Regions from separate parts of the Homo sapiens genome. Here all the other regions are linked to region 1. Evidence: read pairs that join two places in POLR2A ChIA-PET (ENCODE). Cell type or tissue: MCF 10A. All regions are shown on one strand. Region 1 has its middle 15 kb from the start of TRIM56. Region 2 has its middle 25 kb from the start of CUX1. Region 3 has its middle 6.9 kb from the start of SH2B2.

Region 1 (4,000 bases):
TTTTTAGTAGAGACAAGATTTCACCATATTAGCCAAGCTGGTCTCCAGCTCCTGACCTTGTGATCTGCCTGCCTTGTCCTCCCAAAGTGCTGGGATTACAGGCGTGAGCCACCGTACCTAGCCCCCTTTTTTTATTTTTTATTTTGTTTTTTGAGACAGGGTCTCACTTTGTCGCCCAGGCTGGAGGGCAGTGGTGCGATCTCGGCTCACTGCAGCCTCAACCTCCAGGGCTCAAATGATTCTCCTGTCTCAGTCCCTCAAGTAGCTGAGATTACAGGCACTCACGACCATACCTGGCTAATTTTTGTAGAGATGGCATTTTGCCATGTTGGTCAGGCTGCTCTCAAACTCCTGGGCTCAAGCGATCTGTCCGCCTCGGCCTCCCAAAGCACTGGGATTACAGGCGTGAGCCGCCGCATCCAGCTGCATCTGTGGGTACTTTCCAGCCTGTGGCATTTGGGGTCCTCCCTGCAGGGGGGGCGGGTTCTAGGAACATCTACCTACTGGCCAAACCCACTCCCCTAACCTGGTATCCAAGAGCCCCCAAAAAAGCTTCCTTCCTCTCCCCTCCAAGTTTTCCCAAAGAGGAAGAGGAATGATCTCAGCCTCTGGCCTCCCCATCAAATACAGGAGAACCGATAGCAGTGGCTGAGATCTTGCCTTCGCCTGCTCCCCATCCATTGACTCCCAGAAGCCTTCACATTCTGTTACATATGAGAAAACCAACCGAGGCTTGGCGAGGCTTGCTCAGAATAAGTCGATTTCAATTTAGACTGAGAACTGTCTGACTCCAAAGCTGCCCTTCCTAGCACCCAATGCCCAGTTCTCTGCCTTCTCAAGCAGCTCAAATCCTGGCCGAGTCACTTGAGCCTATCTGTATCTCTGTTTCCTCATTTATAAGATGAGTGAGTGGATGAAATAAGATCTGAGATGCTAAGCCGGGTACAGTGGCTCACGCCTGTAATCCCGGCACTTTGGGAGGCCAAGGTGGGCAGATCACCTGAGATTGGGAGTTGAAGACCAGCCTGACCAACATGGTGAAACCCCGTCTCTACTAAAAATACAAAATTAGCCAGGTGTGGTGTCGCATGCCTTTAATCCCAGCTACTTGGGAGGCTGAGGTAGGAGAATTGCTTGAACCCGGGAGGCAGAGGTTGCAGTGAGCCAAGATGGCACCTTTGCACTCCAGCCTGGGTAACAACAGTGAAACTCCATCTCAAAAAAAAAAAAAAAAAAGATCTGAGATGCTGCCCCGTGCTAATAAACCAGGCCCTGGTCCCTATTAGGAGAGGTCTGGAATTTTGACCTAAGGGGGGTGCTCAGAGACACACCATGCACCCTGCTGGCATCCTGTTCAAGGCCCCCAAGACGGAGATGGAGAGACACAATGACAAGCGGGGAGGGAATGCTTTGAATGGCTTGGCGGGGGAGAGGGCCCTCGGCTGCCGGTGACAGCCTGAATAAGAATTCTGCAATTCATCCTCTGATGACTCAGCTAGTTGGACCGGCGCCTCTGCCAACCCTGGGGAGCATGAGTCAGCAGCTGAGGGGGCCGATGGCAGGAGAGATCGCTGTGGTCCATGTGAGCAGTGACTGTAGGGAGAACGGCCTGTTCCCAGCTCCTAACCCCAAGGCGGAGCATCTGCCTCTGCGGTCGGACACACACGGGCCTCAGGTTCTTAGCCATGTGGCCAAGCCTCCTCCCTCAGACCCGATCTCTCCTCCTTTGCACTAGTGCAGTCACAGCCCCAGAAACGCAGGGGTCACGTCTGCTCCCCACAGCCTTGGTGAGCAGCCGTATCTGCAACAAGAGACTCTGCTCCTCCCTCCTCTTCACTCTTTCCGTGGGGTTAGATTGACCTCCCAAGCACAGCAACGAAGCCCATGCCGGAGAAGAGGAGAAGGAGGGACGTGGCGCAGGCCAGGTACATGGCTGGGCAGATGGCCACGGCGTCCTTCCCTGCTTCTGGGGGTTGGGGAATGGGTTTCTCGGGGGTTGATATTTTTGCTCAGGGGCCAACTCAGAAAACCTTCCTTCACACTTGGAAACAGCCGTATCTATGTTGCCTCCCGTGATCGTAGGTTAGGGACGGTCCATCCACTTATTCACTTATTAGAAGAAAACAGCCAAAGCAAGCCAAGGTGCAGCAGACCCCCGAGTCCAGAGAGCTGCTGGTGGCACAAGGCCGCAGAGTGAGGCGCACACGCAGACCTCACCCCCTCCAGCAATGCCTGCCTGCCATGCCTGGCAGCTCTGATCATCATCTAACTTTTTTTTTTTTTTTTTTGAGACAGAGTCTCTGTCACCCAGGCTGGAATGCAGTAGTGCAATCTCAGCTCACTGCAACCTCTATCTCCCAGGTCCAAGTGATTCTCCTGCCTCAGCCTCCTGAGCAGCTGGAATTACAGGCACCCGCCACCATGCCCAGCTATTTCTTCTATTTTTAGTAGAGACGGGGTTTCACTATGTTGGCCAGGCTGGTCTGGAACTCCTGACCTTTAGTGATCTGCCCGCCTCAGCCTCCCAGAGTACTGGGATCACAGGCATGAGCCACCGCACCCGGCTTCACTGCCTAACTTAGATTGTTCACATGCAGCTCCTTCCCTGCCTACAAAACCCTTCAGGAGGACAAGGGCTTCTAATTCATAGTGGGCACTCCATAATCAGGTATTTTGGAGATATCTATTGGTTGAAATAACGAATGAGTGAATGTATGCTAAAGCCTAGTCACTTTCGTTCAGATCGCATATACACTCCAGGGCAGGTGGCAACTCTATTGAGGGGGTGAGACCCTTCTGCAAAAGAGATTTATTAATTATTCCTTTCCTTGGAAGGGAGGCATGAGTAAGAATGAAGTTATTTAAGCTCAGTGGCTCATGCCTGTCATCCCAGAGCTTTGGGAGGCGAAGGAAGGAGGATTGCTTGAACCCAGGAGCTCGAGACCAACCTGAGCACTATAGCGAGACACCATCTCTACAAAAAGTTTAAAAATTGGCTGGGTGTGGTTGTGTGCACTTATAATCCCAGCTACTTGGGAGGCTGAGAGCAGGAGGATCGCTTGATCCTGGTAGGTGGAGGTTGCAGTAAACTGAGATTGTACCACTGTACTCCAGCCTGGGTGACAGAGCGAGACCCTGTCTCAAAACAAAACAAACAGAAAGATAATAACCCCTCCCTGCTGGGCTTTTTATTTTTCCATACCTCTCTAACCTTCTAACATACTCTACCCTTTCATTATGTATTCTGCTTATTGTTACCGATTTTCAACCCCTGTAGAATGCAAGCCCCATGAGGACGGGGGACTTTGTTTTGTTCACTGATAGGTCCGGAATAGTGCCTGGGCTATAGTACATGCAGAATGAGTGAATGAGTGAATGTATGCAGGAATGAGAGTGGGATGCAGTGTACATTTCCTCCCAGCCAGGCTCCTTTCTGCCTGCCATGCATACCACATGGATTCTCTTTTGGTCCTCTCAGGAATTCTATGTGGGGGGGGTATCACTCCCATCCCCATTTTATTTTTTTTATTTTTTTATTTTTGAGATGGAGTTTTGCTCTTTCGCCCAGGCTGGAGTGCAGTGGTGCGATCTCTGCTCACTGCAACCTCTGCCCCTCCAGGTTCAAGCGATTGTCCTGCCTCAGCCTTCCGAGTAGCTGGGATTACAGGCATGTGCCACCACACCCGGCTAATTTTTGTATTTTTAGTACAGACGGGATTTCACCATGTTGGTCAGGCTGCTCTCAAACTCCTGATCAGCCTCAAGTGATCCACCCGCCTCAGCTTCCCAAAGTGCCGGGATTACAGGCGTGAGCCACCACTCCTGACCATCCTCGTTTTAAAGATGAGGAAGGTAGCCGGGTGTGGTGGCTCATGCCTATAATCCCAGCACTTTGGGAGCCGTAGCCTGTGTATCGCTTGAGCCCAGGAGTTTGAGACCAGCCTGGGGAACATGGTGAAATCCCATCTCTACAAAAAATACAAAAAATTAGCCAGGTGTT
Region 2 (4,000 bases), 690 kb after region 1:
AGTGGTTCACGCCTGTAATCCCAGCACTTTGGGAGGCTGAGGTGGGCAGATACCAGAGGTCAGGAGTTCGAGACCAGCCTGACCAACATGGAGAAACCCCATCTCTACTAAAAATACAAAATTAGCTGGGTATGGTGGCGCATGCCTGTAATCCCAGCTACTCGGGAGGCTGAGGCAGGAGAATCGCTTGAACCCAGGAGGCGGAGGTTGAGGTGAGGTGAGATTGCGCCATTGCACTCCAGCCTGGGCAACAGGAGCGAAACTCTGTATCAAAAAAAAAAAAAAAAAAAAAAAAAAAATCAGTTCTCCGGGAAGCGGACTCTGAGACAGAATTTTCAGTGAAGAAAGCTTTTTGGGACTGGGTCAATACTTCTGGATCAATTCATTTAAGGAAGTGAGGGAAGGGCTGAGCTGCTCTAAAGTCACAAACAAAGGCCACAGCAAATCCTGTGAGGTCCCCGGAACTGCGTTCACCCATCAGGGTTGTCCCACCCTGAGGCATGGGGACTGGGCCTTTATAACCCCTACACTGAGAAGCCATAGATGTTGGCTGCCTTCGGGGAGGGCCATGGACTTGACCAAGGTGGCTGTCTTTGGGGAGGCTATATTTGCAAAAGGACTCAGCTAAAAGCTGTTAGCCACCAGCATTCCCAGCAGCGGGGCACTGAGGGTGTCAGTCCTGAAGGAATGACGGGCAATGCTCCACCCTCCACTGTGCAGCCAGACCTACTCCCCACCTGGTCAGAGAGAGGAGCCTCACCTCGGAGGAGGGACCTGTGCCCTTGGCCTTATAGCACAGAGAAAACAAGAGAAAGCAAACTTGTTTCCAAAAGACCATCATAAAAATACTCTTTGTTGATTTTTCTTTTTTTAATTAAAACATGTTTTGTTTTGTTTTTTTTAATTATCAGTCATAGAGATGGGATCTCACTATGTTGCCCAGGCCGGACTCGAACTCCTTGTCTCAAGCAGTCCTCCTGCCTTGGCCTCCCAAAGCTCTGGGATTACAGGTATGAGCCACAGCACCCAGCTCCCTCTTGTTTTTAAATCGTTTTCCCCTCCCCTTCTCCTGTTTGAAGGCAACATGGCACAAGTCTTACTCTTGAAGCAGCAGCCTCTCTGACCGTAGAGAAAGAAACATCTGTGGAGAGTTTTCAAATGGCAAAAATAATGACAGTAATCAGCCGTCTTGTTACTTCTTGGGGACTGGGTGAAGTCAGTCCTTATTCAAAGAGATGGAATTTTCAGCATGGTTCCAATATGTCTTTTAATGGTTACACACATAGGTCCCTGAAAAGTATCCATGAGAAATAAAAAGAGCTGGGCTGTTTCTTTGAGTATTCTTTCAGCAGAAAAAAAAGAAAAAAGAGAAAACTGACTTGAGGGTATTGCTAAAAGATTTTCTGGTGTGGTTTTCTTTTCTTTTTCTTTCTTTTTCTTTTTTTTTTTTTTTTTGAGACAGGATCTTGTTCTGTCACCCAGGCTGGAGTGCAGTGGCATGATCACGGCTCACTGTAAACTTGATGTTCTGCACTCAAGTGATCCTCCCACTTCAGCCTCCCGAGTAGCTGGGATTACACGCACGTGCTACCATGCCCAGCTAATTTTTGTATTTTTTTGTAGAGACAGGGTTTCGCCATGTTACCCAGGCTGGTCTCAAACTCCTGGGCTCAAGCAATCTGCCCTATTTGTTTTCATTTGAGGGACAGGGCATCATGTACTATTTAATAAAAAAAAAAAGCGCCAGGCATGGTAGCTCACCCCTGTAATCCCAGTACTTTGGGAGGCCAAGGTGGGAGGATTGCTTGAGCCCAGGAGTTCAAGACCAGCCTGGGCAATATAGTGAAATCCTATCTCTACAAAAAATTTAAAAATTAGCCAAGTGTGGTGGCAAATGCCTGTAGTCCCAGCTACTTGGGAGGCTGAGATGGGGGGATCGCTGGAGCCCAGGAGTTCCAGGCTGCAGTGACTGGTGATCACACCACTGCACTCCAGCCTGGGCGACAGAGCGAAACCCTGACTCAAAAAAAAAAAGGAAAAAAAAGAAAGAAAGGAAAACAAATTGGATCATCAAATTGTCTGAGTCACCTGAGAAACCACAATTTAATGCCACCTTTCGATACCCAGAGTTCCTATCTTTGAATCAAATTAAGTAGAAAAACAAGTTAAAAAAAAAATCCTTAAATAATTATGGAGGTGGGCAGAGGGTTTTTTTTTTTTTGTGATCGAAATGGTTGATAATGCTTGTAGAAGAAAGGAAAAACATCTCATATAAAAATTTAATCTGAATGTTTTTGTTGTTAAAAGTCTCCTGTGAATCATGAATTATGAAAAACATGACCCAGGAAAGCTGTGAACAAGTTGATTCAAGTATCTCAGGCATGTGATGATCTCACGCCCCAGTCCAGCTTGGCTTCTGGGACGGTTAGGATTTTATCAGGTTCAGGGAACACTGATGGCCTAATTCTGGCTCCAGGCCTCACCCGGCTCTTTTCACACTGGCGCCAGATGTTTGGGAAGTTTTCAGGAAATTGTGGAAAACCAGACCTCAGGCTGGTCACCTTCCAGCAAGGTAGGAGGTGGCTGGTATGGTTTTCCCATTATTTTTTTCTTTTCCCTTTTTTTTTTTTTTGAGACAGGGTCTTGCTCTGTCACTGAGGCTGGAGTGCAGTGGTGTGATTTAAGCTGACTGCAACCTTGACCTCCCAGGCTCTAGCGATTCTCCTTAAGGATTGCAACCTCAGCCTCCCAAGTACCAGGGACTACAAGCCCACACCACCACACCTGGCTAATTTTTTTATTTTTTGTAGAGACGGTGTCTTGCTATGTTGCTCAGGCTGGTCTCAAACTCCTGGGCTCAAGCAATCCTCCCACCTCAGCCTCCTAAAGTGCTGGGATTACAGGCGTGAGCCACCGTCCACAGCTGCTCACCCATTCTTAAATACAAAAGGAGACCCTGAAAATAAACTGTACAGAGGGATAGATTAGACCTCATGACCCTTGACCTTTAACTCTTCACTGAGGAAGGAGCCCGGCTCCTTTTTTCCTACCTGCACTCATCAGACATTTATTACACGTGGTGGGGCGTGGTGGCTCACAGCTGTAATCCCGGCATTTTGGGAGGCTGAGGCGGGTGGGTCACCTGAGGTCAGGAGTTCGAGACCAGCCTGGCCAACCTGACGAAACCCCGTCTCTACTAAAATTACAAAAAATTAGCTGGGTGTGGTGGCGCGTACCTGTGATCCCAGCTACTCGGGAGGCTGACACAAGAGAATAGCTTGAACCCGGGAGGTGGAGGTTGTAGTGAGCCTAGATCGCGCCACTGCACTCCAGCTTGGGCGAAAGAGCGAGAGTCCGCCTCAAAACAAACAAACAAAAAGACATTTATTAGATGCCTACTATGTGCCAGGCCTGTAGAGAAATATGACAAGGTCTCCGCCCTGAGGTGGAGCTCAGGTCAGTGGAAGAAATTGGAAAATAACTGAAACACAGTGAGACCAACAGACTGCAGGCAACATCCGATTCTGAGATGAAATCCATGTGACGTGCTCTGAGGGCCAAAGGATAGCCTTGGCCTGGAGAGTTGGGCACCCTTACAAAGTGGGACAGAAGACATGCCCGTCCCTTGCATGGAGTGATTAAACCCCGGGCAAAGAAAGGAATCAGTGATGACTCTGGTGCCTGGGACGTTCAGATGCGGGTGGATGTTAGAAAACGCTTTAACAACTGTCCAATCAGAAGGGAGGGGCCCTGACCAGTCATGGTGGACGCTGGCCATTAAAGGACTGTGGGGCCCTATTGGTGTACATGGTGTCTGGGGAGCAGGGAGGAGGGAGGATTCTGGAGGGCTGGAGCACTGATGGAAGGATAGAGGCTGAGACTGGAAGTAGGGGCTTAGAGCTTAACTCCAGGGAAAATAGCGAGGAGCGTGAAAGACTTGCCGGAGAGAGGCCAGGCGGGGCACAGTGGCTCACGCCTATAATCCCACCACTCTGGGAGG
Region 3 (4,000 bases), 1.2 Mb after region 1:
TTCCTTGCCCCTCCCCCCCCAGGAGAACCGCCTGGCCCAGCACACCCTCCAGGCCCTGCAGAGTGAGCTGGACAGCCTGCGCGCCGACAACATCAAGCTCTTTGAGAAGATCAAGTTCCTGCAGAGCTACCCTGGCCGGGTGAGGGCCCTCCCCTGGCCTCAGCTCCAGGTGGACCAGGCAGGGAGAGAGGCCGATCAGGGCTCTGGAGATGGGAGGGTCGGGGACCAAGACCTGCTGGGCAGCACTGGGCCCCAGAGACCCCTGAGGCCTTCCGACATCTCCCCACCCACCCACCTGCCTGCTAGCTGCCCTCCCTAAGCCGGGAGAAGCTCACAGAGTGGAGCCCCTGTCCAGATTCATTCATAAAAACTGGCCAGAAGGACCAGGCACGGTGGCTCATGCCTGTCATCCCACCACTGTGGGAGGCCGAGGCAGGAGAATTGCCTGAGCTCAGAAGTTCGAGACCAGCCTGGCCAATATGGTGAAACCCCGTCTCTACTAAAAATACAAAAAAAGTATCCGGGCATGGTGGTGCACACCTGTAGTCCCAGCTACTCAGGAGGCTGAGGCAGGAGAATCGCTGGAACCCAGGAGGCGGAGGTTTCAGTGAGCCAAGATCACACCACTGCACTCCAGCCTGGGCAACAAGAGCGAAACTCCGTCTCAAAAATAAAATAAAATAAAAATAAATAAAATAAAATTAAAATAAAATAAAATAAAATAAAATAAAAAAATAAAATAAAATATAAAATAAAATAAATAAAATAAAATAATAAAATAGTAAAGTAAAATAAAATAATAATAAATAAAATAAAATAAAATAGAAAAGAAAATACTAGCCAGAAGGGCCAGGCACAGTGGCTCATGCCTGTAATCCCAGCACCGTGAGAGGCCGAGGCGGGTGGAGTTTGAGACCAGCCTGGCCGACATAGTGAAACCCTATCTCTACTGAAAATACAAAAATTAGCCAGGCATCGTGGCACGTGCCTGTAGTCCCAGCTACTCAGGAGGCTGAGGTGGGAGGATCACTTGAGCCCAGGAGGTACAGGCTGCAGTGAGCTGAGATCCAGCCACTACACTCCAGCCCAGGTGACAGAGCAAGACCCTGCCTCCAAAAAATAAAAATAAATAGGCTGGGCATGGTGGCTCAGGCCTGTAATCCCAGCGGTTTGGGAGGCTGAGGCGGGCGGATCATTTGAGGTCAGGAGTTCCAGACCAGCCTGGCCAACATAGTGAAACCCCGTCTCTACTAAAAATATAAAAATTGGCTGGGCGTGGTGTCATGCACCTGTAATCCCAGCTACTCAGGCGGCTAAGGCAGGAGAATCGCTTGAACCTGAGAGGTGGAGGTTGCAGTGAGCCGAGGTCACACCATTGCACTCCAGCCTGGGCGACAGAGCGAAACTCTGTCTCAAATAAATAAATAAGCAATAATAAAAAATGTAAACAGAATTTGGTCCACACTCCAAAAAGCAACCAAGAGAGTGGATCAGAAACTCACTTGCCGAGTTTTTCTGGGCTAGGGAGGCCTGTGCGTGGCTTCTCTCAGCCCCCAGGCCTCCCAGGGGCCACCCCGTGCCAGGAAACCCTTTCTATGAGTGAGAGAAGAGCGTGGGGCATAGTGGGGCAGGGATTCACCTCTCCCTCTTCCTTTGGGGCCCAGCAGCCCCCAGCCCTGTCCCCACCCATCAGAGCCGCTCCTTGGCCACCAGAGGGCACTCAGACTCTGCAAACCAGCCTGGCTCTGGGTGGCCAGCTGGGGGGCGTCTCCTCTCCCAGCTGCCTGCCTGCTCGCATGACCACCCCACACTCCCAGCAAACCCACCTTCCTGCAGCTGCGCCCGGCCCTGCCTGGGCCTCAGTTCCCCATCTGTGCCCGGAGGCACTGTGGCCCTGACCCCATGGGTAACTCCATGCCCCTGTGGCAGGAGGCACCAGCCACATTCACATTGTCACCCCAGCACCCTCTCCTCCCGCCTCTGAGATCTAGGGCTCCCTCCCCCACTTCCCTTTTTTGCAGATGAGGAAACTGAGGCTCCCCTGGGCTCCTGCCCTTCCCGCTGGGCCCCAAGGCACTGACTGGTTCTCTTCCCCTCCCTGTCTGTGCAGGGCAGCGGCAGTGATGACACGGAGCTGCGGTACTCGTCCCAGTACGAGGAGCGCCTGGACCCCTTCTCCTCCTTCAGCAAGCGGGTTCGTGAGCCCAGCCTGGGCAGGGGAGGGGAGGGGCATCAGCCCAGGGAAGCCCAGGGGTCCCCCCATCACTTGGCCCCTATCCCTGAGCACTCGGCCTTCCCTGGCTCCCCTCCACCTGCCCTTGTCTGGGTGCTCTCGGCCAGCCTTGCCACGCCAGCCCTGCACACCCTGGCCCCTCAGGCCAGGAGCCCCCCCAAGACAGCCTCCCCACCGCTTCAGTGCAATGTAGGCCCAGGGCCCATTCAGGAACACCTGCCGAGGACTACCCGAGGGTGTGTGGCAGTGACCGGGTTAACCTGGAGTGCATTTGCGGGACAGGCAGACAAGGAAAAACCAGTTACAGCTCCCAGAATCGGGCGATCCATTGTGGGGACCCCACCCCACAACTCCCCTCCCCCACCCAGACTGCAGAAGTTCTGCCCGTGGAGTACTTTCCCATGGGCAGAATGGACGGCTGCAGAGGCGGGGAGGGGCTCTCACAGATGTCAGGGGAGTCCAGAATGTCACACTGAGTAGACTGTGCACCCAGGGAAGCCCCTGGCAGCACCCTGGCAGCCCCCTGGGGGTCTGCAAGAACAGCGGGCAGGGTGTCCTGTGGCTGGCCAGGCCCTGCTCTCTGCCACAAGCCAGGGCCTGTGAGGTCCTTTGGGGTCCTTTCCTGACTGTCCCTCCCTGTGCAGGAGCGGCAGAGGAAGTACCTGAGCTTGAGTCCCTGGGACAAGGCCACCCTCAGCATGGTGAGTCCCTGCCCCTACCCACCCCCTCCCTGGACAGGCCTGAGCCTCTGTCTCCAGGCACCTCTTCACCTGCCCTGCAGCCCAGGCTGGAGGAGCCGCCAGCCCTGCCAAGAGTGGCTGTGTGATCTGGGACAGGGTCTCTCCCCTTCCCGGGCAGATCCTCTGAGAGCATGGTTCACAGCATGGTTCTGAACTGGGCTGTAGAGGGGGCATTCCTCAGAATTCCTGCAGCCTAGAGTCAGACATGGTGGCTCACACCTGTCATCCCAGCACTTTGGGAGGTGGGAGGATTGCTTGAGCCCAGGAGTTCGAGACCAGCCTGGGCAACACAGTAAGATCCTGTCTCTACAAAAAATAAAATTAGCCAGGCGCAGTGGTGTGCACCTGTAGTCCCAGCTACTCAGGAGGCTGACGGAGGAGGATCACTTGAGCCTAGGAAGTCAATGCTACAGTGAGCTGTGACCACTACATTCCAGCCTGGGCAACCTTGTCTAAAAAAACGTTTTTAAAGAATTCCGGTGGCCGGGCACAGCAGCTCACGCCTGTAATCTCAGCACTTTGGGAGGCCAAGTTGGGCGGATCACCTGAGGTCTGGAGTTCGAGACCAGCCTGGCCAACATAGTGAAACCCTATCTCTAGTAAAAATACAAAAATTAGCTGGGCGTGGTGACGCACACCTGTAATCCCAGCTACTCAGGAGGCTGAGGCAGGAGAATCACTTGAACCCAGGAGGTGGAGGTTGCAGTGAGCCAAGATCACACCACTGCACTCCAGCCTGGGCGACAGAGGGAGACTCTGTCTCAAAAAAAAAAGAATTCCAGCAGCCCATGTCCCTGGCCCATAATGATGGAATAGGGGCCCCAGCTTCCTGTCCCTTCCCTCCCCTTGCCACCCTAGGGCCCTTTCTGTGAAGCCCAGGCAGCCCTGCAGGGGTGGGTGAGGCCGGCCCCATCCCCACTCACCCCCTCCTTGCTCCCAGGGGCGTCTGGTTCTCTCCAACAAGATGGCGCGCACCATCGGCTTCTTCTACACACTGTTCCTGCACTGCCTGGTCTTCCTGGTGAGT

What was found. Peaks named below come from ENCODE experiments on the same cell type or tissue, not always from the same donor. Only the 100,000 strongest peaks of a DNase experiment are listed, where the experiment ranks them.
Region 2: POLR2A ChIA-PET joins it to region 1 with 5 read pairs; 1 of 35 experiments calls an interaction of 5 or more read pairs at or near these places.
Region 3: POLR2A ChIA-PET joins it to region 1 with 5 read pairs; 2 of 35 experiments call an interaction of 5 or more read pairs at or near these places.

The regions. Positions count from the first base shown.
Region 1 is chr7:101,098,796-101,102,795 of GRCh38, forward strand. No RefSeq gene overlaps it. Among named protein-coding and RNA genes, the nearest start is that of TRIM56, 15 kb to the left of the region's middle. RefSeq lists enhancers at 597-1,304, 1,305-2,012, 1,373-1,667, 1,420-1,564, 1,465-1,609 and cis regulatory regions at 1,487-1,497, 1,532-1,542. In MCF 10A, no CTCF peak of the experiment used is centred here; a DNase peak (open chromatin) is centred at 1,526.
Region 2 is chr7:101,790,130-101,794,129 of GRCh38, forward strand. No RefSeq gene overlaps it. Among named protein-coding and RNA genes, the nearest start is that of CUX1, 25 kb to the right of the region's middle. In MCF 10A, no CTCF peak of the experiment used is centred here; DNase peaks (open chromatin) are centred at 2,062 and 2,412.
Region 3 is chr7:102,277,927-102,281,926 of GRCh38, forward strand. It overlaps a transcript of CUX1 not described here. Among named protein-coding and RNA genes, the nearest start is that of SH2B2, 6.9 kb to the right of the region's middle. RefSeq lists enhancers at 1,285-1,903, 1,904-2,523. In MCF 10A, a CTCF peak has its summit at 1,710 (motif pointing right); a DNase peak (open chromatin) is centred at 1,715.